Linked DNA regions of Homo sapiens: region 1 is linked to region 2. Evidence: read pairs that join two places in POLR2A ChIA-PET (ENCODE). Cell type or tissue: Panc1. All regions are shown on one strand. Links, peaks and the distances in the headings refer to the core of each region. The heading gives the core; the rest is flanking DNA.

Region 1 (12,635 bases), core at 2,344-10,343, 170 kb after region 2:
TGCTTATGATGATAATGATGATGCAGGAATCAATGAAGCAGCAAAGTCAACAAGTACTTCCTATGTCTTGGCGCTGTCAAAATCCACTTTATCTTATGTTCTAGGGAGGGAAAATTAGGCTGCATAAAAAGTGGTAGGAGGTATAATTCCTGATCTCACAGAAACTGAAAAACTAATTGTAAAGGTGAGGTGCAATTGAAATTATAAGGATCATCAAGCAACAAATCAGTAAATGATAGTTCCATTCAAACACAGACTACCTCACAGAATCCCAACATCTTCTCTTAGTTCAAAGTCTCACCTCCCTTTTCCCAAATGTTGGCCAGAATTGGGTTTCATTTCTTGCTTTTCATTACACACTGGAAAATCTCAACTGAAGTACTTATAAATATAAAAAATAAAATGGGAAAATAGGGCAGAAAATTAAGAGGGTAGAATAATCTACATCCTGGATGATCAAGTCTCAGTTCTATTTCTGTGAGTGTAGTTAATCATACTGAATTGCACACTTAAAATCTAGTCATATTCTGACCTTCCCTCCTCTATCCTTCACGTGATTGAGAGAGCAATCAAGAGAGTAAGAGAGCACACTTGAAAGACAGCCACAGCTATCAAAAGCATGAGCTAGAACAGAGGCTGTGTAGAGGCTGTTCCTTCTACCCATTCCTTCCTACATGGAAAAATAATATTTATTTGTCATCCCATCACAGACATTCAGTCCTCTGCTTGTAGAGTATACCCATTTAAGAGGGGAAGAAAATATAATTTTTCACATTAATGAGAGCATGATTAGTGCAAAAAGCCAAAGTCATCATTAATGTCCTGTTGCTATCTCCCCAGTACTGCTCAGTTTGGGGGTTATCATTTCTATTTCTTTTTTCCTTTTGTAGCAGCTAGGGCAGACACTGTGGAGAGTGTACACTCAAATCTTGTTAAGAAATAAGACAAAAGTCTTGAGGGAGCATGGCATTCCTTTACAGAAAAACTGTACAGGCCAGGACAGCCACTGCTCCCCATGCAGGGGAGAGAGACTTACTGCAGCAACCTGGGCACGTGGGCACAGTGCACTTCCCACACTCTTGTCGCCTGTCTCCTCCTGTGGGCAAGCATGCCTTTCCTTTCTTCTCTCTCCAGTTCTAGGCTTTGTCTCCCCGCCCACCGCCCCCCTGCCCCCCCACCCCCCCACTGCCCCCCTGCCCCCCACCCCCCCACCGCCCCCTGCCCCCCCCATCCCCCCTGTCCCCCCCTTCCCCCCGGTCTCCCCTGCCCACTGTCCCCCTTGCCCTCCCACCATTCCCCCTGTCCCCCCACCATCCCCCCCGCCCCCCACCATCCCCCCACCCACTGTCCCGCCCCTCCTCCCACTACCACCCCCAACCACCCGTGTCTTTTCTGTGTCAGTAGTTTTTGATTCCCCAGTCCCTGGTTTTCCCACTCTTTCCCTGCCCCTGGTCCCTGCCATCTCTCACACCTGTGCCCATGCTCCCTTTCACCACTGATTTCTCAGAGCTGCTCCTTGGGTGGGCCCATCCTCAGTGTGCTCACCCTCCCTCACTCTGCCTTGGCTCTCTGGAATACGAGCACGTCCTCCCCCTCGCTCTTGCTCCCACTCTTGCCCTCTTGCCCCGCTGTGATTGATCCAGACTGGTAGCTCCGTTTCCCTCTAATGAGCTCTCTCCCCTACTCGACCTTCTTGCTGCCTCCTGGGCTGCTCGCCCTTGACCAGTCTCCTGCCTCTGGCTCCCCGTGGCTCTCCCAAGTGCCCGCACCCTTGCTGCACATGCTCCAGCTCTCTCTCCTGTCGCTTGTAGTCTCCCCCTCCCTGAGCATCTGCCATCCCAGGCTTGATCAGCAGGTCTGTCTCTTCAATTCACACAGACACTCTCTCTTACTTCTTGGATAGTGCATGCTCATGTTGCTCTCTGTCCCCAGCTTGCACCCTCTGTTCTAGCTCACACTTTTGATAGCTGTGGCTGTCTTTCAAGTGTGCTCTCTCACTCTCTTGACTGCTCTCTCTCTCAATCACTTATGTAAAGGATAGAGAAGGAAAGTTCAGAATATGACTAGATTTTAAGTGTGCAATTCAGTACCATTAACTACACTCACCTGTTGTGCAATCATCACCACCATCTATTCCCAGAACTTTCTCATTACCCAAAACAGAAACTCTGTAACCATTAAGCAATAACTCCTCAGTCCCCCTTGTCCCCTGCCTATCCCCTAACCTCTAATCTACTTTCATTCTCTATGAATTTGCCTGTTCTAGATAGCTCATTTAAGTGGAAGCATATTAATATTTGTCCTTTTGTGTCTGGCTTGTTTCACTTAGCATAATGTTTTCAAAGTTCATTCATGTTGTAGCATGTATGAGAATTTCTTTCCCTTTGATAGCTGAATAGTATTCCATTGTATACCTACATACACACCACATTGTGTTTGTTCATCTGTTGATGAACACTGGGGTGGTTTCCACCTTTTGGCTATTGTGAATAATGTTGCAATGGAATGAACACGGCATATAAGTCCTTGCTTCTGTTCTGTTGGGTATAACCTAGCAGTGAAATCTCTGGGTCATATGTTATTCCATGTTTGGGCATGTGAATATCCATTTGTCCCTGCATCATGTGTTGAATTACCTCTGTTCTTGGGCCCACCCAGTGCCCCCACCCCACAAGCTGCTCCATGTGGGATGTGAAACCCTCCATGATCTGACCCATTTTGCCTTCCTGGCCTCATTTTCCACACTTGCACTCTCTCTGGTCTCAGCATTATGACCAAGGTGCCCAGGTCATTTGGAATTTGGCTGCCTTGCTACTTCCTACCTCTGTGGTTTTTACCGCTGTGGTTTCACTCACGCTATTCCCCTCCCCTGAAATGCCTTCCTTCAATTTTTCATGTAACCAACTCCTTAGATCTTCAAAACAACTTGAGTCTCTCCTGTGAAATATGCACTGAATGCAACCCCCCCAACTCTTCTCCTCTTGCTTCCTTCAAATTAGGTTCCAGTGTCTTCCTTTAAGCCATCCAGCTTAAAGGCTGCTCCCAGAGCACTCTGTGCCTGCCTGTCTCCTAGCACTTACAACATAGCCTTACAAGAAAGTGATTTGCTTGGGGGTGGGATCATGTCATATTTTCCCATAATACCTTGTGCTTCGTTCCATAGATGTTTGTTGAATAAAATTGCTTGAAATGCACCATACTCCATCCTACTCCTCATCTGAAAGCTTAATCTCTACCTCATCCACAAATTTCTCACCAACTAGTTTAAAACATCAGCCACCTGTGATTTCACTTCAGTACCTTCCATCAATGGTGTCTATACTAATAATAGTGATTATTTATTGAGCACTTACTACTTGTCAAGCACTATCATAGATACTATGACCTCCCTTATGGTATAGGTATGATTATCCCAATTTTGTCAATGAGAAATATATCTAAGCAATTTATGTAAGGTCATCATAGAACTGGGATTCAAAACCAAGTCCGACTCCAAAGCCAGAGCGCTTCCCATGATCCTCTCTGCAACTTCACCTTGAGCCATTATTTCAGCCACACTGGGTGAAGTCCGTGTCAAAGCATACTAGATTTTCAGTTGAAAACGAACTGATATCTCTGAATTTAATTCCCTAATTGTTAATTAATGTCCATTTATACTTACAAAATATTCTATGTAATATATATATAAAGGATAATATGCTTGTGTATCCATCAACCAGTATGAGAAATCAAAAATTACCATAATCTCCCTTGTTTTTTCTATGCAAGAACGGAGACCCAGTGTGGGGGAGGTAAGTGACTTGGGGTGATATGGCTCCCCTGATTCTCATCCAGTACCATGGAAGGCACCTCAGGAAACCTCCTGCCCGCATGGTGGTGGTGACTTATCAACGAGAGAGGTGAAGTTTGCCCTGCAGAGAAACCAGAAGCTAGGGTCCTGCCATATGTCACTTTATTGTTGGTCTCCTAGTAGAAGGGAACTTGAGTTGGAAGAAAACATAATTAGTAAGTGTGGACCCATATAACAGCTTTAAAACTTTTTTTTCTACAGTTCCCCTTTTTGAACCAGAGCTTTCATATCTCCCCCTTCACACCTTCCTTCCGCTCAAAGTTCTGGCTGCTGGAGAGTAGCGGAGGCATTCTGCAGTCTCAGTAAGGGCTACTGAGGCATCTGTGGACTCTCCTTACATCCTTCCCTCTGGTGACCCACATTAGAAAATCTGAATCCTTAAACTTTCACAGTATCTAGGCTTTCAGTATTCTACCCACCCCTTTTCAATTTCCTTTTAATTCCTACTCTTATTCTTTCCTTCTCTTCCAACTAGTTCTTTATTTCTTCCCCAAGGCCACCCATCCCTGCGGACTCCCATTATAAATCACAGCCAAATCTCATTAATGGCTAACATCAAGAACTAGAAGTCTGTTTTTCTCTGGGTTCCTACTCACTGTGTGGTTTTGTATGAGCCCGGGCTCTGAAGGGCTATGATTCCTATTTAAGTCACTTCTCCCCTCCTAACTGCAATGGGCCACTTTGAATGATGTGCTGAATATAACTGGCTTGGATAGTGATCTTATTACAGGTCTCTGCTGCCCACAGGGCCTGAGACCAGCAGCTGGAGAAACGCTGATGGTTCTGCCCTCCCAGGAGCCGCCAAGTCTACGAAACACTAGGCCTTTGTCCCCAGTGTCAGGGAAATCCATTTGCTGTGGATTACAGCTGTGACAGAGGTTCCGGGAAAGCAGAGGGGAAGGATACTGAAAACCTCTCTCCAAATCTAGCCTAAAGCCCTGGGGTAAGGCAGGGTGAGGTTTTTCCTAATGGAATCAGAGCTGGGCAGGAAATGAGAAGTCTCGTCAGCCCCATCGTGGCTGCTGGTATTATCATGAGGCGGCTTGGTATGGAGAGTCTGAAGAGATGGGTGAACATATTCCTTTGCTGTGGCTCTGCTTCTCCTTTCTGGATGCCCCTCCGCCAGAGGCATAAGGCAGTAATAACAGAAGATTCAGACTCCCTAGACTTAGGGGACCTGGGGGAGGCCTCCTTACACCTCTCGGCTGCTGCATGAACATAAGTGTCCTGATTTGTTCCAGTCTGAAGCCACTGACTCACTGGGAGCAGTCCAAATGGATGCAGCTCAAACCATCTCAAAAGGTCCCTCCCTCTCCCCTGTCCTCTGCATGTTGCCACCTTTAGTGTCTCTAGAAACCAAAGTAAGTAAATGAAGGCCAACAAAAATAGAAGTGAAGGATGAGGAATTAAAGCTGGTCATATAGTCCTAGCAATCCAAACAGAATGATTTCATTGTGATGCAAAACACTATAAATTTAAATGAGTAAACTTTCTGAAACCTTACTGTTTTCTTCCTAATTTATAAAAGGCAGGTTATATCAAGTATTTCTATAACAAGGTGGTGCTGGTTGGTTGAAGAATATGAGGAGGAAAAAGAAGGATTTGCTGTCTTTTGGAAGGGATGTACAGTGAAAGCCACACTGTGCAGATGCTGAATGCTTGGGGACGGGATGGATGAGTTTGTCTAGACTTGGGCAGCCCTGGACTCACTGCTGTAAGGCAGAGCAAAATATATTCTGTGTCTTCTATGGGCCCCTAATCAAATATAAGCAGTGTCCTTATAAAAGAACGCCATGTGAAAACAGGCACACACGGGGAGAAGCCAGCCACGTGAAGATGGAGGCAGAGATTGGAGCTATGCTGCCACCAGCCAAAGAACACCTGCAGCCACCAGAAGCTAGGAAGAGGCGAGGAAGGACTCAGGGGGAGCATGGCCCTGCCGACACCTGGATTTCATACTTCCAGCCTCCAGAACGGTAACATGATACATTTGTGTTGTTTTAAGCCACCCAGTTTGTGGTAATTTGTTAAGGCGGCCTTAGGGAACTATTATGCTGCCTAATACTCAACCTGACCAGCCTAAAAAGGTCAACTGAAACTAATGGTAAAAAAGGGTGCAAAGGCATTAAAAACAGCCTCGTTAATATCATGGCTTTGTATGCTCCAAGGCAAGGCTTCTCAAAAATGTGGTCCCTTGGCAACTCTCCAAAAATGCAAATTTTCAGGCACCACTTCAGACCTACGGAATCAGAAATTCTGGGAGCAGGGCTCAGCAGCCTGTGTTCTCACAGCCTTCTGGGAGATTCTGATGCTGATGAAGCATGAGAGCCACTGCTCTAAGGGGCCCCACTATCCATTTGAATATGAGATTTAAAAGGGGCAGTCATCATTGATGCCATAAGATGGTCATAATGAAGTCCCTGCAAAAAGGGGCTAGAATTTGAGATGGGAAGAGTTACCAAACATAGTTTCTTCCCTGCTGAAACCTCAAAATACCTCCACGTGGAAAGAAAATGTTGGCAGCACTCTGTTTAGGGATCTTCCTGTTTCTCTCCAGCTTCATTGCCTACCACGTGCTCCCACACAGCTGATTCCAGAATTAGTCATATGCTGTCTCACCCCTTGCCCAGACCTTTCCCTCTGCCTGGGCCACTCCCCAGGCCCCTCACTCTCCATCTCCCTGGCCGGAGCGCATTCACCCTTTGCAGTTCAGCTATAACGTCTGTTCCTCTTAGGGACTTCCTTTTTGTACCCCAGCCTAGATTTGGTGCCTTCTTCTGAACTTTAATAGCATAGCAGGACAGCTGATTTTATTTACTAGGTAGTGATTCCATTATTTTTAGATTCCTAATGCCTAACATGGTGCCGAGCCAGCAACAGTAAGATTTTGTTAAATGAGGAATGAATAAAGCTTGAAGCTCTTTGGGAAGCTCTTCACCTCCTGATGAGGAACCCAAGGTTAAAATACCGAAACACACTGTGCAAATACCATGTTATCTGAGAAGGGACCTTTGAAACTATTAGTAGCCATTAGCACCTTTACTCAAATTTGTGGGTCCAGATGGCTACTCTCAACAGGGCCTAGGACATGTAAATTTTGATTTGGGAATGGAGAGGGGAAATGAAAGATGAGTGGTGTTGAAGTGATGGGTGTGGGACTGTGGTCACTGCAAAAAGCAGATGTAGAAGGTCCTGGCCAAAAGGCTGGGACTAGACCCAGTCACACATTGACTAGGTGGGAGCTAGGCAGCAGCATTATGTGGAGATCATAATACCTTACCCCGACCTCCCAGAGCTTCCGGAAAATGAAACAACATAAATAGGAGAAAGCATTTCGGAAACAAAAATCACACAAAGGCAAAGTATCATGAGAGAGAGTTTAGAAAAGGGGAGAGACGTTCTACTCCATAAAAATGAGCAAACATTGCCAGGGCAGGGTTTACATACAGGAATGCAACCCTGGCCATGTTACGTAACCTTTCTGCGCCTCATTTGCCTCTCTGTAAAATGGACAAGAGTGCAGACTTCATTGGTTTTAAATAATAGGTAAAACAATGCATTTAAAACATCCAGCACAGCTTAAGCATGGATTACAAAGAGAGTACATTAAGGTAGGACAGAAGTTGACTTTTTTTCCCTCAGAGAAAAAAGATACTATCATTTCCTTCAATAAACTCAAAGTTAGATTTTGAGACCGGCTGGTCTCAGGCCCTGTGGGCAACAGAGACCTATAATAAGATCACTATCCAAGCCAGTTATAGTCAGCACAGTGTTCTCAGGTCTAGTAACTTTCTTGGGTCTAGTAACAGAATAAAAATTTTTTTTTTTTTTTGAGATGGAGTCTTGCTCTCTCGCCCAGGCTGGAATGCAGTGGCATGATCTCGGCTCACTGCAACCTCTGTCTCCCAGGTTCATGCAATTCTCCTGCCTCAGCCTCCTGAGTAGCTGGGATTACAGGCCTGCACCACCACACCCGGCTAATTTTTGTATTTTTAGTAGAGATGGGGTTTCACTATGTTGGCCAGGCTGGTTTTGAACTCCTGGCCTCAGGTGATCCACCTGCCTCGGCCTCCCAAAGTGCTGGGATTACAGGCGTGAGCCACTGTGCCCGGCCCAGAGTAAATTTTTTTATGTTATAATCTCAGTCAGCTCTTCCTTGTTTAGCCTTTGTAAGGGTATGCATTTTGGGGATTTATACATAGAAATCTCAGTACCAAGGTCACGAAAAAGACTGCTATAAAAAAAAGACCCCTGGCTGAGTGCGGTGGCTTACGCTTGTAATCCCAGCACTTTGGGAGGCCAAGGCTGGTGGATCACAAGGTCAGGAGTTCAAGACCAGCCTGGCCAACATAGTGAAACCCCGTCTCTACTGAAAATACAAAAATTAGCCGGCCGTGGTAGTGGGCGCCTATAATCATCCCAGCTACTCATGAGGCTGAGGCAGGAGAATCCCTTGAACCTGGGAGGCAGAGGTTGCAGTGAGCCGAGACCATGACATTGTACTCCAGCCTCGGTGACAGAGTGAGACTCTGTCTCAAAAAAAAAAGATCCCTATAAAAATCTTTTCAAGCTGGGTGTGGTGACGCACACCTGTAATCCCTGCTACCCAAACTGAGATGGGAAGACTGCTTGAGCACAGGAGTTCATGACCAGCCAGGGCAACATAGTGAGACCTCATCTTAAAAACAAAATCTCTCCATACTAAATCTCCCCACAGAGCACAACACACAGCACACAGTGCATACACAGTGTGCACACAAAGTGCACATAACACATACACAAAGCACACAGCACACAGTGCGCACACACATCACAGTGTGCGCACACACACCCTGCACACATACAAAGCACACACACAGCACATACACAAAGTGCACACACAGCACACATGTGCATGTGCACATACACATACACACAGCTACTATTTCTAGAGTTGGCCATTTTCTCCTGCTCCTGCTCAGCCTTGAACTGGCCTGATGGTTAAACCGTAGTATGCTGGCCATTCTGCCGCTGCTATGTCCTGACAAGTATGACTAGGCCAACACAGGGATCATGGGAAGTGGCTAATTATCAGGCTTTCAGAATAAAGTTCAAGGGCCTAAAAACTTATCTAGAAATTTTTTACTGGCCTTCTTTTTCTCTTCCTCCACCCCTGAAATCGGGCTGTATCTTAGGCCTACCAGTGGCCCTACAGGTACCACTTAACTCTTTGTAACTCTGGGGTCAAGGATTTTGCTGACTTTCATGAACACTAGCATTGAGAGTGCCCTAGAGAAGCAGTGACTGTACGGGGTGCCCTGTTTTCTTGTGAAGATCTGAGCATGCTCCCCCCAGAGCTTCTTCCAAGGATACAGCCTACCTCCCTTGGAGTTTCCCTTTACATCTCCTATAAGGAGACTAAAGGAATGGGGCTTTAAGCTCTTTGATATATTCTAAAGAGAGACTGCCAGGGATAGATGGGGTGTCTCCCATCACAAGGGCCTTAATTAGGTATGTAGATGGTCTTTTATCCATTAGGAGGCCAGTATTTTCAGGCCAGCCACTGGTAAATGATAATAATTCTTGCCATTTATTGCTTGCTCAGGGACATAATATCATTTATTCTTCACAACCACCCTCTGGTACAGACACTACTTCCTCATTTTTCTCACAAGACAACTGAGATTCATAGAGGCCCTGTAACTTATCGGAGCCCCAGAGCTAGCAAATGGCAGGTGTAGGATCGGAAACACAGGTTTCAAAGTCCATGCACAAGAGGCAGAATTACTTGTGCTTATTCCGATCCAGGCCTCTCTGGGCCAGTCAGTTCTTATGAAGTTCACTTGGCTCCCATAGCCTTCTGTTTACTAGCCTATCTCACAAGAGTCATCTCCCGCAGCAGCGTCAGTCTAAGGCAAATGTGTCAACTAGAACTCTCTCAGGCCCTGCCTGGTATCCCTGAAATCACACTCTGAGTAATAATTAGGGCATGTCTAACATTTGTAGGCCTTTCCTGTTCATAAGTATTTCAACATATATTATCTACACATAAGGTTGGTCCTGTTAGCAATGTTTACAAAATCATTTGCAATCATTTAATTGAAAAGTAATACAAAACAAAAACAACTGTCCCACAGGAGAGAGGGGATAGAGGATGCCCACCTTTCCTGAATGCCCACCACATGCTGGGCACAAGCTCAGAGAGGCAATATAATTTATAAGAAAGAGGAGGAGCTTCATAGTTGGAGAAAGCTGTCTTGATTCCTGTCTCTGCCCCAGCTAGAAGACCTGAGACAGGTTACTTAACCTCCACAGGCCTTTGTTTCCTCATCTGGGAAACAGTGCTAATGACAGCAATTTTTTTTTTTTTTTTTTTTTTTAGACAGAGTTTTGCTCTTGTTGCCCAGGCTGGAGTGCAATGGCGCGATCCTGGCTCACCGCAACCTCCGCCTCCCAGGTTCAAGCGATTCTCCTGCCTCAGCCTCCCGAGTAGCTGGGATTACAGGCATGCGCCACCACGCCCAGCTAATTTTTTGTATTTTTAGTAGAGACAGGGTTTCACCATGTTGGTCAGGCTGGTCTCGAACTCCTGACCTCAGGTGATCTGCCCACCTCGGCCTCCCAAAGATTACAGGCATGAGCCACCACACCCAGCCCAGTGACAGCAATTATGAAGAGTTATTGGGAAAAGTAAATAAGAAAATGCAAGCACCTAAAAAATACGTAGAAAGAAAACACCCAGCACCATGTGCAGCACAGAATGGGCATCATTCTATCATGATCAAGTCTCCTCTGCCTGATTAATCCTTCCAGCATTGCTTTAGATCAGTGATTACATGAGGCAGCAGGTTCTGAGAGGTAAAGTAACTTCTAAGATCATAAAACTATGAAGTGGCATAAATCAGAATAGTCTGAATCTGGAGCTCATGTCCAGGTTGTAACGTGGGAGTGCCTTGAATGTGGAGAAGGGAAGATTCTCAAACATGTGGGTTTTTAATCCCTTACAATTTTTGACTACACTCTTAGTCCTGGCTTGGACACAAACTTTCCACCAGGCTCCCAAAAGCCCCATTCTCAAGTCCAAGAAATGTTCTTGTTAAAAAAAAAAAAAAAAGAAAGAAAGAAAAAAAACCCCCTCACCTACAGATGAAGTTGGAAGAAGTGACAACCAGGACAGACGTAAGCCACGGGTTGTGCATGTGGTGGGTGTTTGGCAGGGTGTGGGGGGTGCGAAAGAGACGAAGCTAGTTGGTGATTGCTATTACTAGATTCAATCCCCCACGCAACTCCAAGCTCTGTGCAGTAAAAGCATTTTAGAAATCCAGAGCAGTGAATGTTCAACACACATTCTTCTTGGGGATATTGTTCATGCAATGCTTCATCAGTTCTCAGGGTGTTTGGATTAATCTTAAGCCTACATTACATTATAAACAGGAGTATAACTTGAACTTCCAGCTTCCTTTCTCTACTCCTTTCCTCCATCTTCTTTGGGACCGTTCCCTTTTGAAGGCCTCATTGCTTTGGCCCAGCCACCACTTAAAGGGCCCAGCCCTTCCCAGGACATTTCCTCCTGCTTGCTTCTGCCCTGGCAACTTGTCCTGGCAGCTGTTTCATAGCTCTGGAATCACAAAGCAATTCCAGAGTCCCCTGGGCCTAGCTCTGGGGCCTCCTTACCCTCATTTGCCCCAAATAATAGCCTTTAATTGCTATTAACATTCCTTTCTAGCAGAAACATAGCATGCACATCTGTGGTCAGCCTGTGATCTACTGTGACCACCGGCCTTTTGCTTCCTGCCGTATTTGGAATGTTCTATTCCATTTTATACTCGTAAGTTTGCCTTTCCTCTGTTAGCATACATCTTGGCTTTTAGCTTCTTGTATTTCTAACCTGTTCCCTATTTGCAGGGGAAAATTATCTAAATGGATAGGTCCCCCTCAACCTCCCATTCTTTCCAGTCAAGCATAACTCTACCCTACTTCTTTTATCATATTTATGAAACGTAGGTAGCTAATTTTCAAATTAAAGTATGCAGAACTAGGACTACAGAGTGGAAATTATAAGAAGATAGATTTCAACTGAATAGAAAAAAAGTGCTTCCTAATCACTGGAGCTGTTTAAAAAGTAGAGTGGGGCTGGCTGTGAGGAAGTGAGTTCCTAGTCGGTGGAGGGGTTCAAGCAGAGGCTGGGCAACCATGGGGCAGGTGGAATTCGTGCAGCATCATCACTAGGGGCTCTTTTAACCATGGTAGCATATAATTCTGTGAAAACTTTTTACTGGACATCAGAAATCCACCTGAAATTTTAAGCTTTTTGCTTATTTTTAACTTATCCATTTATGGACATTTTCAATACTAATCTTGTTTTTCAAGATGCAGGGCAGCTCCCAACTGCTTTTCACCATCTAGTTACTAGAGTAAATTCCATTAGTACGAACTTCTGGATGTTCATCATCTACTTAAGGTGGAGAAAAACACTGTTCTTATTTTATGGATAGGACAGCCACAAAGTGGTCAAGTATAAAAGTCCATCTCTTTTGGATTCCCACAACACTTGTCAGCTGCCCAACCACCACCATCCGCCCCTTCCCATATTTATTGAACAATTACTATATGTTTGGTACTGAATGCAATACAAACATGACTCGGATATTGACTCTATTTTTAAGAAGTTAACAGTTTAAGAGGAAAAATAAGAAAAGCACATAAATATAACAGGAGTCAGCATTTTTTTTTTTTTTTTCTCTGTAAAGGGACAGAGTATCTAGGTTAGGCCTTGTACACCACATATGGTCTCTGCTGCACATTC
Region 2 (12,635 bases), core at 2,055-10,054:
AGATGGTATCTCATTGTGGTTTTGATTTGCATTTCTCTGATAACCAGTGATGATGAGCATTTTTTCATATGTCTGTTGGCTGCATAAATGTCTTCTTTTAAGAAGTGTCTGTTCATATCCTTTGCACTTTTTGATGGGGTTGTTTTTTTTCTTATAAATTTGTTTAAGTTCTTTGTAGATTCTGGATATTAGCCCTTTGTCAGATGGATAGATTGCAAAAATTTTCTCCCATTCTGTAGATTGCCTGTTCACTCTGATGATAGTTTCTTTTGCTGTGCAGAAGCTCTTTAGTTTAACTAGTCCTCATTTGTCTATTTTGGCTTTTGTTGCCATTGCTTTTGGTGTTTTAGTCATGAAGTCTTTGCCCATGCCTATGTCTTTAATGGTATTGCCTAGGTTTTCTTCTAGGGTTTTTATGGTTTTACGTCTTTAATCCATCTTGAGTTAATTTTTGTATAAAGTGTAAGGAAGGGATCCAGTTTCAGCTTTCTACATATGGCTAGCCAGTTTTCCCAGCACCATTTATTAAATAGGGCATCCTTTCCCCATTGTTTGTTTTTGTGGGGTTTGTCAAATATCAGATGGTTGTAGACGTGTTATTTCTGTGGCCTCTGTTCTGTTCCATTGATCTATATATCTGTTTTGGTACCAGTACTATGCTGTTTTGGTTACTGTAGCCTTGTAGTTTAGCTTGAAGTCAGGTAGCGTGATGCCTCCAGCTTTGTTCTTTTTGCTTAGAATCGTCTTGGCTCTGTGGGCTCTTTTTTTGTTCCATATGAAATTTAAAGTCGTTTTTTTCCAATTCTGTAAAGAAAATCAGTGGTAGCTTGATGGGGATAGCATTGAAACTATAAATTACCTTGTGCAGTATGGCCATTTTCACGATATTGATTTTTCCTATCCATGAGCATGGAATGTTCTTCCATTTGTTTGTGTCCTCTTTTATTTTGTTGAGCAGTGGTTTGTAATTCTCCTTGAAGAGGTTCTTCACATCCATTGTAATTTGGATTCCTAGGTATTTTATTCTCTTTGTAGTAATTGTGAATAGGAGTTCACTCATGATTTGGCTCTCTGTTATTGGTATATAGGAATGCTTGTGATTTTTGCACATTGATTTTGTATCCTGAGACTTTGCTGAATTTGCTTATCAGCTTAAGGAGATTTTGGGCTGAGATGATGGGGTTTTCTAAATATACAATCATGTCATCTGGAAACAGAGACAATTTGATTTCCTTTTTTCCTAATTGAATATCCTTTATTTCTTTCTCCTGCCTGATTGCCCTGGCCAGAACTTCCAATACTATGTTGAATAGGAGTGGTGAGAGAGGGCATCCTTGTCTTGTCCCAGTTTTCAAAGGGAATGCTTCCAGTTTTTGCCCATTCAGTATATTGGCTGTGGGTTTGTCATAAATAGCTCTTATTATTTTGAGATATGTTCCATCAATACCTAGTTTATTGAGAATTTTTAGCATGAAAGGCTGTTGAATTTTGTCAAAGGCCTTTTCTGCATCTATTGAGATAATCATGTGGTTTTTGTCGTTGGTTCTGTTTATGTGATGGATTACACTTATTGATTTGTGTATGTTGAACCAGACTTGCATCCCAGGGATGAAGCTGACTTGATCGTGGTGGATAAGCTTTTAGATGTGCTGCTGGATTCGGTTTGCCAGTATTTTATTAAGGATTTTTGCATTGATGTTCATCAGGGATATTGGCCTAAAATTCTCTTTTTTTGTTGTTGTGTCTCTGCCAGGCTTTGGTATCAGGATGATGCTGGCCTCATAAAATGAGTTAGGGAGGATTCTCTCTTTTTCTATTGATTGGAATAATTTCAGAAGGAATGATACCAGCTCTTCTTTGTACCTCTGGTAGAATTCGGCTGTGACTCCGTCTGGTCCTGGACTTTTTTTGGTTGGTAAGCTATTAATTATTGCCTCAATTTCAGAGCCTGTTATTGGTCTATTTGGAGATTCAACTTCTTCCTGGTTTAGTCTTGAGAGGGTGTATGTGTCCAGGAATTTATCCATTTCTTCTAGGTTTTCTAGTTTATTTGCATAGAGGTGTTTATAATATTCCCTGATGGTAGTTTGTATTTCTGTGGGATCGGTGGTGATATCCCCTTTATCATTTTTTATTGCATCTATTTGATTCTTCTCTCTTTTCTTCTTTATTAGTCTTGCTAGTGGTCTATGAATTTTGTTGATCTTTTCAAAAAACCAGCTCCTGGATTCATTGATTTTTTTTTGAAGGGTTTGTTTTGTCTCTATTTCCTTCAGTTCTGCTCTGATCTTAGTTATTTGTTGCCTTCTGCTAGCTTTTGAATTTGTTTGCTCTTCCTTCTCTAGTTGTTTTAATTGTGATGTTAGGGTGTCAATTTTAGATCTTTCCTGCTTTCTCTTGTGGGTATTTAGTGCTATAAAGTTCCCTCTACACACTGCTTTAAATGTGCCCCAGAGATTCTGGTATGTTGTGTCTTTGTTCTTATTGGTTTCAAAGAACATCTTTATTTCTGCCTTCATTTCATTATTTACCCAGTAGTCATTCAGGAGCAGATTGTTCAGTTTCCATGTAGTTGTGCAGTTTTGAGTGTTTCTTAATCCTGAGTTCCAATTTGATTGTACTGTGGTCTGAGAGACAGTTTGTTGTAATTTCTGTTCTTTTACATTTGCTGAGGAGTGTTTTACTTCCAATTATGAGGTCAATTTTAGAATAAGTGCAATGTGGTGCTGAGAAGAATGTATATTCTGTTGATTTGGGGTGAAGAATTCTGTAGATGTCTATTAGGTCTGCTTGGTCCAGAGATGAGTTCAAGTCCTGGATATCCTTGTTAATTTTCTGTCTCATTGATCTGTCTAATATTGACAGTGGGGTATTAAAGTCTCCCATTATTATTGCCTGGGAGTCTAAGTCTCTTTGTGGGTCTCTAAGAACTTGCTTTATGAATCGTGATGCTCCTGTATTGGGTGCATATATATTTAGGATAGTTAGCTCTTCTTGGTGAATTGATCCCTTTACCACTATGTAATGGCCTTCTTCATCTCTTTTGATCTTTGTTGGTTTAAAGTCTGTTTTATCAGAGACCCAGGATTGCAACCCCTACTTTTTTTTCTTTCCACTTGCTTGGTAGACCTTCCTCCATCCCTTTATTTTGAGCCTATGTGTGTCTTTGCATGTGAGATGTGTCTCCTGAATACAGCACACCGATGGGTCTTAACCCGTTATCCAATTTGCCAGTCTGTGTCTTTTAATTGGGACATTTAGCTCATTTACATTTAAGGTTAATTTTTTTTTTTTTTTGAGACAGAGACTCACTCTGTCACCCAGGCTGGAGTGCAGTGGCACAATCCTGGCTCACTGCAAGCTCTGCCTCCTAGGTTCACACCATTCTCCTGCCTCAGCCTCCCGAGTAGCTGGGACTACAGGTGCCCACCACCACGCCTGGCTAATTTTTTGTATTTTTAGTAGAGATGGGGTTTCACCATGTTAGCCAGGTTGGTCTCAATCTCCTGACCTTGTGATCTGCCCTCGCTAGCCTCCCAAAGTGTTGGGATTACAGATGTGAGCCACCGCGCCAGGCCTACATTTAAGGTTAATATTGTTATGTGTGAATTTGATCCTGCCATTATGATGCTAGCTGGTTATTTCACTGTTTAATTGATGCAGTTTCTTCATAGCGTTGATGGTCTCTACAATTTGGCATGTTTTTGCAGTGGCTGGTACCGTTTGTTCATGTCCATGTTTAGTGCTTCCTTCAGGAGCTCTTGTAAGGCAGGCCTGGTGGTGACAAAATCTCTCAGCATTTGGTTGACTGTAAGGGATTTTATTTCTCCTTCATTTATGAAGCTTATTTTGGCTGGATATGAAATTCTGGGTTGAAAATTCTTTTCTTTAAGAATGTTGAATATTGACCCCCACTCTCTTCTGGTTTGCAGGGTTTCTGCAGAGAGATCTGCTAGTCTGATGGGCTTCCCTTTGTGGGTAACCCGCCCTTTCTCTCTGGCTGCCCTTAGCATTTTTTCCTTCATTTCAACCTTGGTGAATCTGACATTTATGTGTCTCGGGGTTGCTCTTCTCAAGGAGTAATCTTTGTGGTGTTCTCTGCATTTCTTGAATTTGAATGTTGGCCTGCCTTGCTAGGTTGGGGATGTTCTCCTGGATAGTATCCTGAAGAATGTTTTCTAACTTGGTTCCATTCTCCCCATCACTTTCAGGTACACCAATCCAAAGGAGATTTGGTCTTGATAATTCTTATATTGCTGGTGGGAATATCAAATGTACATCTGAGATGGTTTTCATCTGTGTCCCCACCCAAATCTCACATTCAATTGTAATCCCTGGTGTTGGAGGTGGGATCTGGTGGGAAGTGATTGGATCACAGGGACTGTTTCTCATGGTTAACATCATCTCCCTTGGAGCTGTCATTACGATAGTGAATTCTCATGAGATCTGGTTGTTAAAAAGTGTGTAGCACCGCCGCCTTCTCTCTGTTCCTCCTGCTTCAACCATGTAAGACATGCCTGCTTCCCCTTCACCTTCCACTATGAGTCAAAGCTCCCTGAGGCCTCCCCAGAAGCAGATGCAGCCAAGCTTCCTATACAGCTTGCAGTACTGTGAGCCACTTAAACCTCTTTTCTTTATAAATTATCCAGTCCCAGGTATTTCTTCATAGCAGTGTGAGAATGACTAGTATGATAGCCATTTTGGAAAACAGTTTGGCAGTTTCTCAATAATTTACCTAGGTATCTCTAACGTATATTGAGCCATTCCACTTCTAGGTACCTATATTAGGCTATTGGTGTGTTGCTGTAAAGAAGTACCCAAGACTGGATAGTTTATAAAGAAAAGTGGTTTAATTGAGTCACAGTACTGCAGGCTGTACAGGAAGCATGGCGCTAGGCATCTGCTTGGCTTCTGGTGAGGCCTCAGGAAACTTACAATCATGGCAGAAGACAAAGGGGAAGCTGGCCTATCACATGGCAAGAGCAGGAGTAAGACAGAGAGGTGGTGGGGTGCAGTGGGGAGGTGCCACACACTTTTAAACAACCAGATCTTGTGTGAACTCATTCATCACCAAGGGAATGGCACTAAGCCATTCATGAGGGATACTCCCCCATGATCCAAACATCTCTGACCTTCAGGCCTCACCTCCAACACTGGGAATTACATTTTAACATGAGATTTGGAGAAGACAGCCGAACTATATGAGAAATGAAAGCGTACGTGCATGCAAAGATTTGTACACAAATGTTTATTGCTGCCTTATTTATAATAGTCACAATTTATTTAGAAGTAACCCTAATGTCCCAAATCCATGGATGAATGAATAAACTAAATGTGGCACATCCATACAATGGAAATGCTCCTTGGCAATAAAAAGGATAAATTTTATATGTGCAATAGCATGGCTGAATCTCAAAATAATTGTGCTGAGTGAAAGAAGATGGACAAAAAGAGTATGTATGTATTATACTATTCATATAAATTTTTAGAATTTTGTTTTGTTTTGTTTTAGATGGAGTCTCACTCTGTTGCCCAGGCTGGAGTGCAGTGGTGCGATCTTGGCTCCTGACCTCAGGTGACCCACCCACCTCAGCCTCCTAAAGTGCTGAGATTACAGGCATGAGCCACTACGCCCAGCCTGAAGTTCATTTTCTTAATCACGGCGATGATTTCACAGATGCATACATATATACATAACAACCTCTCAAAATTGTTCACTTTAAGTATGGGCAGTTTATTGTTTGTCAATTGTATTTCAATAAATCAGTTAGAAAAAATCCCAGAAGAAGGGTGGGAAGCAGTAAAGTGAACAAAGAAGCTGGTAAATGTGTTGGTGAATTTAAATAAGTATTGATTACTATAGTAATAATAATAATAATTACTATTTTGGGGGTTTTAAAACAAGATTGAGGCCAGGCGTGTTGGCTCACGCCTGTAATCCAAGCACTTTGGGAGGCCGAGGCGGGTGGATCACGATGTCAAGAGATCGAGACCATCCTGGCCAACATGGTGAAACCCCATCTCTACTAAAAATATAAAAATTAACTGGGCGTGGTGGCATGTGCCTGTAGTCCCAGCTACTTGGGAGGCTGAGGCAGGAGAATCGCTTGAACCCGGGAGGCAAAGGTTGCAGTGAACTGAGATCACGCCACTGCACTCCAGCCTGGCAACAGACAGAAACTCTGTCTCAAAAAAACCAAAGCAAACCAAAACAAAACAAAACAAAAAAAACAAAACAACAACAACAACAAAAAACAAGATTGAACGAAAACACCTGATTTTGTATTGGTTTGGAAAAGTCTAGGGATTTTACTGAGTTCTAGATTTTAAGAGTGCATGATGTATACTTAACTTCATGCTAGTTCAGGGAAAAAAAGAATAGAATTAAAAAGAAATCAATCCAATTAAAAATGTGAAATAAGAAAAAAGAAGCAAATAAAAAGCATGTAAATTGAAAGACACAAAATAAGATAGAAGCTGAAGCCATGGGAAAACATACAGGAATAGCTGAATGCACACCCCTAAAAATTCCTATGGGACATCTACAGTGAACTCATTTTTCACAAAGGTGCTAAGAACATTCACTGGGGAAAGGAAAGTCTCTTCAATATTTGGAGCTAGGAAAACAGGATCTCCATATGCAGAAGAATGAAAGTAGACCCCTATCTCTTGCCATATACAATAATCAAGTAAGAATGGATTAAAGACTTAAATCTAAGACCCCAACTGTGAAACTACTAAAAGGAAACATTGGGAAAACTCTCTAGGACATTGGTCTGGGCAAAGATTTCTCAAATAATACCTCAAAGGCACAGACAACCAAAGCAAAAACGGACAAATGAGATCACATCCAGCTAAAAATCTTCTGCACAGCAAAGGAAACAATCAGCAAAGTAAAGAGACAACTCACACAATGAAAGGCAATATTTGCAAACTACCCATCTGAAAGGGATTAACAACCAGAATATATAAGGAGCTCAGACAACTTGATCAGAAAAAATGAAGTAATTGGATTAAAAAGTGGGCAAAAGATCCAAATAGATATTTCTCCAAAGAAGACCTACAAATGATTGATAGGTGTTTGAAAAAAATGCTCAACATTATTAATCATCAGAGAAATGCAAATGAAAACTACAATGAGATATCATCTCACCCCAGTTAAAATGGCTTTCACTCAAAAGACAGGCAATAACAAATACTGGTGAGGATATGGTGAAAGGGGAACCCTCGTACACTGTTGGGAGTGTAAATTAGTATAGTCACTATGGAGAGTAGTTTGAAGGTTCCTCAAAAAAACTAAAGATAGAACTACCATATGATCTAGCAATTCCACTAGTAGGTATACATCCAAATAAAGGAAAGTAGTGTATTGATTAGATATCTGCGCTCCCATGTTTATTGCAGCACTGTGCACAATAGCCAAGATTTGGAATCAATCTAAGTGTCCCCAAATAGATGAATAAATAAAGAAAATGTTGTACATGTACACAGTGGAATATTATTCATCCATAAAAATAATTAAATTCTGTCATTTGCAACAACATGGATGGAACTGGAAGACATTATGTAAGTGAAATAAGCCAGGCACAGAAAGACAAATTTCTCATGTTCTCACTTATATGTGGGAGCTAAAAATTAAAACAATTGAACTCATGAAGATAGAGAGTAGAATGATGGTCACCAAAGGCTGAGAAGGAAGCTTGGGGTAGGGTGGGGTAGGGGAGAATGGTTAATGGGCACAAAAATATACTTATATAGAATGAATAATATCCTAGTATTTTAGTATTTGATAGCACAACAGAGTGACTATGGTCAACAGTAATTTATTGTATATTTAAAAATAACTAAAAGAGTGATATTGGAATGTTCCTAACACAAAGAAATGATAAATGCTCGAGGCAATGGATACCCTGATTACCCTGATGTGATTATTACACATTGAGTGCCTGGATCAGTACATTGCCCTATGTACTCCATGAATATGGAGTATCCATAGTCACTAACATTTTTTAAAAATTTAAAAATCAATATAAAAATTCTGTACCCTGGTAGTGTTGCAAAAATGAAGTTCACAGTCACATTCAGAGTGATATTTTCTACAAATCCTCAAATAAATTTTGAAATTGAGCACACATATATAGGAATATGCTGATGCTTGTAATGTTTTCTTAATGTCACGAATTTTTTGAAAAAGGTTTTCTGCCATAAACCAGGGGCCTATATATGCTTATTATGTATAACAAACATGGTTTGAAGCAATGTTTCTCATGATTATAAAAGTAAATACAGTCAAGGTGTTGCCAACTAAACCTTGGGCTAATAATTTTATCTTATTATATGTCAGTATCTCCAACCTGTGATATATTTATAAAAACAAACGTTTCCATAATACTTTAACTCTAAGACCAGTGCTGTACTTATACTGAAAGTGAAATGTAAGACCTCCTATATTCTTCTCCTCTGAAAAAGTTTAGAGAGTTTTTCCATCCCTTGCATTCTAAAGTAAAAGGGGTGGGAGAGGAGGGGAAAATGAGACAGTTTAATTAAATGCAGTTGACTCTTCATTTGACCAGCATCTCTTGTCTGCTCACTGTATGCTAAGCACAGGGCTAGCCACAGACGGTACAAAGATGAATAAAGTATGCTCTTAAGAAACAGAAAAAAGGGCCGGGCGCGATGGCTTATACCTGTAATCCCAGCATTTTGGGAGGCTGAAGCGGGCAGATCATGAGGTCAGGAGTTCGAGACCAGACTGACCAACATGGTGAAACCCCATCTCTACTAAAAATACAAAAATTAGCCAGGCGTGGTGGCAGGCGCCTGTAATCCCAGCTACTCAGGAGGCTGAGACAGGAGAATCCCTTGAACCCAGGAGGCAGAGGTTGCAGTGAGCCGAGATTGTGCCATTGCACTCCAGCGTGGGCCACAGAGCAAGACTCTGTCTCAAAAAAAAAAAAAAAAAAAAGAAACAGGAAAAAAAAAATTCCTCTGGGAGTCAAAGAAGGCTTCCTGGAGGAAAGAACATTTATTTAGGATGATTTTAAAGAAGGATCAAAAGCTTCGCACTTATAGAAGGCAGGAATATAATAATAAATAGAAAGAGTTGCATGAGCCAAGGTACAGGAAGGTAAAAAGACTTGGTAGAGTCAGCACATAGGATGGGCCCCCTGTGCAGGTGGCTGGAGGGGCTGGGCAAGGGCTGCAAATGGAGGGTGGGTTCACATCACTGAAGGCCTTGAATAAGGGCGGTGGGGAACCACAGAGAGCTTTTCCAAGCAGAGGCGACGCGTGGGAGTAGAGTTTTCAGGGAATCCCCCTAGGGTGGTGTAGAGAATGAATTGCTGAGGCGGTTCTGGAGGCAGGAAGACTGGGGATGGAGAGAGGCCACCATCCATCCCTTACAACCCAGCTTCCAGCTCAGCATCAGGAACAGGCACGTGGCACAAAGATGTTCCCAGGGAGCAATGACTTCCTGGCTCAGTGCTAAGGAGGCTAAATTGGAGATAATTGTACTCCCAGCAAATCAGTAACAGCACCATCTCAGTGGAAACCTGCTGCCTAACCTGATCTAACTTCTGACCTTCAGATCCACCTTATGAAGTGAGAGCAGTGAGGAAGGAGCCCTGGCCTAGGGTCTGAAGGCCTGGGTTTTGGTGCCCAATTCAGCACTAGCTCACTGTGTAACCTTGGCCAATTCCCTTGCCCAATCTGAGCCATGTAATCTGTCACTCCTGCCTCACACAGAGGGTGTTAGACCAGCAGGCGTTTTCCTCTCTGACCATCTAGGACTCATTCCAGGCAACTTTACACTGGGTCAGATGCAGCTCCAGATCTCTGCACCCCACCTTAATATCCCAACCACCAGCTTGCTGTCCTAGCAGGGCCACCCCCATCCTACCACTGGGCTCCCCCACCTGGGGAAGCAAGATCTTCTGACTGTTCTCTTTCTTCAGAATGAAAACAACTTTATTGTTTTCATTATTAAAATAATATAGACTCATTAAAAAGAAATTTAAACCATAAGAGAAGTATACAGGAGAAAGTAAAATTTAAGTGAAATCTTATTATACAAAGGTAGCCACCATTAAGATTTTGGTAACAGTCTTCCAAGATAACTCCTTATGTTCACACACACACACAAACACACACCCACAACTTTATGTAAACTGGATCATAGTATTTTAACTATGGTGCAATCTCAGTTTTTCACTCCATAATATGTCATGGATATCTATGTAAAAAATATATTTATCTTATTACTGTCAAAGTTTTACTTTGATTACATACTCACATACAAATATACAATTTACATAAATGTATAAACGTGATCAGCATGAACATGAGCAGAATCCAGTTACGTCTTTATTTTTAGTGGCTCCCTATTTTTCTCTATAGTCCATAGATGGACCATAAACACTGTAGCAGCAAACACCTTTAAACATATATTCTTTTGCATTTTTAGGATAAATTTCTAGATGCAGAACAGTTAGGTAGAAAAATGTAGGGGCTGGGCATGGCAGCTTATGCCTATAATCCAGCACTTTGGAAGGCCAAGGTGGGAGGATCACTCGAGTTCAGGAGTTCAAGATCAGCCTGGGCAACATAGGGAGATACTGCCTCTACAAAAAATTTAAAAATTAGCTGGGCATGGTGGTGTATGCCTATGGTCCACGCTACTTGAGAAACTGAGGCAGGAGGATGACTTGAGCCCTGGAGGTCGAGGCTGCAGTGCCCTGTGATTACACACACCACTGCACTCCAGCCTGGACCCTGTCTCAAAAAAAAATGTGAATATTAAAATTTTTGATATTGCCCTCCAAAAAGCTAGTACCAATCTCACTGCTACTGACAATACATGAATGCCTGTTTCTCAGCACTCTTTCTAAAAGAAGGCATTGTCAATTTGTAATCTAACAGGTGAACTTGTCATTATTGTTTTTATTATCATTTATTTGGTTATTAGTGAAATTGATCATCTGCTTATTGGCTATTTGGATGTTTTCTTTTGTGAAATGGCCTGTTTATGTCCTTTGTCTATTTTTTTCTGTTGGATTAAATTTGTTTGTTTCTTATTGCTTTTTAAGAACTCTTTGTATATTAGGGATTTAACCTTAACCCATCTGGTTTCTCAGGGTCCGTGGAGTTGGGCAATGTAGTCCCCTGTGAAGTCAGATTCCCAAGAGATTGGAACAGTTCTGCCTCTGGTCAGTGGAGGGCAGCAGTGGCAGCAACATTCACTTTCAGGCTGGACGCACAGGTCTGCCCAGGAGCTGGACATACACACACACACACACACACACACACACACACACACACACACACACACATACACCACCCCCTGCCCCCCCGCAAGAGACTTCCTTCCTTTCTCAGGAAGCCACTTGATTCACTGACCCTTAAGGGCCCCAAACACAAATTATTTCCCCTTAGTCTCTAGAGATAACCTCTAAACATTGAAGAGAATCAGGCTCTGAAGTTAGACTGGAGTTCAAAATCCAACTCTGTCATCTCCTGGCTGGGGGCTGGGTGTGACATTCATGACCTCTGTACCCTCAATTTCCCCATCTGTGAAATGGGTCCAGTGGTACCCACCTTCACTGGGTATGATGACGGTAAAGTGTACGGTTGGCGCTCAGTGAGTGTGAGCCCACAGTGGGCCTGCCCAGCCCACTTCCCAACCTCTGCCCGCCATTCATTCATCGGCGGACCAGAGACAAGTTGGCTCCTGCTGTCTCAAGCCTGCCCACATGTTTGATTAATTCTGTGTCTAAGAAAGATTCACTGGGTAGTATGGAGGGAGATTGCAGGGCAGGAGCCCAGCGAGGAAGGGGAGGACTCGTGAAGACCTAACCAGGTAGCATGGGCAGCAGGGCCCAACAGGAAGATATGGTGTTCCCAGGCAGAAAAGGCCAGCACATGGCCGTGGGTGAGATGTGCTGGCCAGGAGAGGGGTGAGACGGGGCATGCCCAGGTTTCCTATCTGAGGGACTGTGTGGACAGCCAAGGAGTAGGGGCAGTTTTGACATGGGGTAAGTTCTGCTTGAATTCTGCTGAGTTTGAGGTGCTGGAGGGACTTCCAGGATGCTTTCAGCAGTGGCAAATCACAGCTCTAGCCTGACCTCTCCCCATCTCTCACACCTGAAAAACCTGGGTCTATCCCTGCCCAGGGATCAGAGCTGCTCTAGACTAATTCAAGCCAAGGGAGGAAATTGTTTCTGTCCTTACTTCCTTTCCCGTCTTCCTCCTTGCTACCCCAACTCCCCCTAGATACCCTTTTCCAGCTCAGGGCCCCCTACTCCTCCCTTATACTGGGAACAAGGCATGGCCGAAGAGGCCCCTGGCTCAGAAGGGGAAACTGGAAAAATGGGTTTCTGATGGGCATGACTATGGCCTGGGGGTGGATGAATCATCAGAGCCAGCAGAGGGAGAGCGCAGTGGAGCAGAAGGTGAGTGCTGGGCCCAGGCCCCGGAGGCTGTGGGCTTTGTAGGGAAGGAAAGGTGGGCAGGGAAGGGGTTGTAAGGTCACAGGACTCTGCAGTGGGGGGTTTGGGGGCCTGTCCTGAGTTTCCCTCAATCTCCAATCTGGTGCCATGGCTAAGGCAGGATTATAGACTTCTATTCCATTGTTTTTATTA

Evidence for each region. Peaks named below come from ENCODE experiments on the same cell type or tissue, not always from the same donor. Only the 100,000 strongest peaks of a DNase experiment are listed, where the experiment ranks them.
Region 1: POLR2A ChIA-PET joins it to region 2 with 6 read pairs; 3 of 35 experiments call an interaction of 5 or more read pairs at or near these places.

What each region holds. Positions count from the first base shown.
Region 1 is chr1:33,378,133-33,390,767 of GRCh38, forward strand. All of the region lies in intron 1 of PHC2 (polyhomeotic homolog 2), which reads right to left. Among named protein-coding and RNA genes, the nearest start is that of PHC2-AS1, 34 kb to the left of the region's middle. In Panc1, for the core only: no CTCF peak of the experiment used is centred there; DNase peaks (open chromatin) are centred at 6,429 and 9,778.
Region 2 is chr1:33,207,655-33,220,289 of GRCh38, forward strand. It overlaps a transcript of ZNF362 not described here. Among named protein-coding and RNA genes, the nearest start is that of TRIM62, 32 kb to the left of the region's middle. RefSeq lists enhancers at 3,483-3,652, 11,754-12,354, 12,489-12,635 and a silencer at 4,427-4,486. In Panc1, for the core only: no CTCF peak of the experiment used is centred there; no DNase peak of the experiment used is centred there.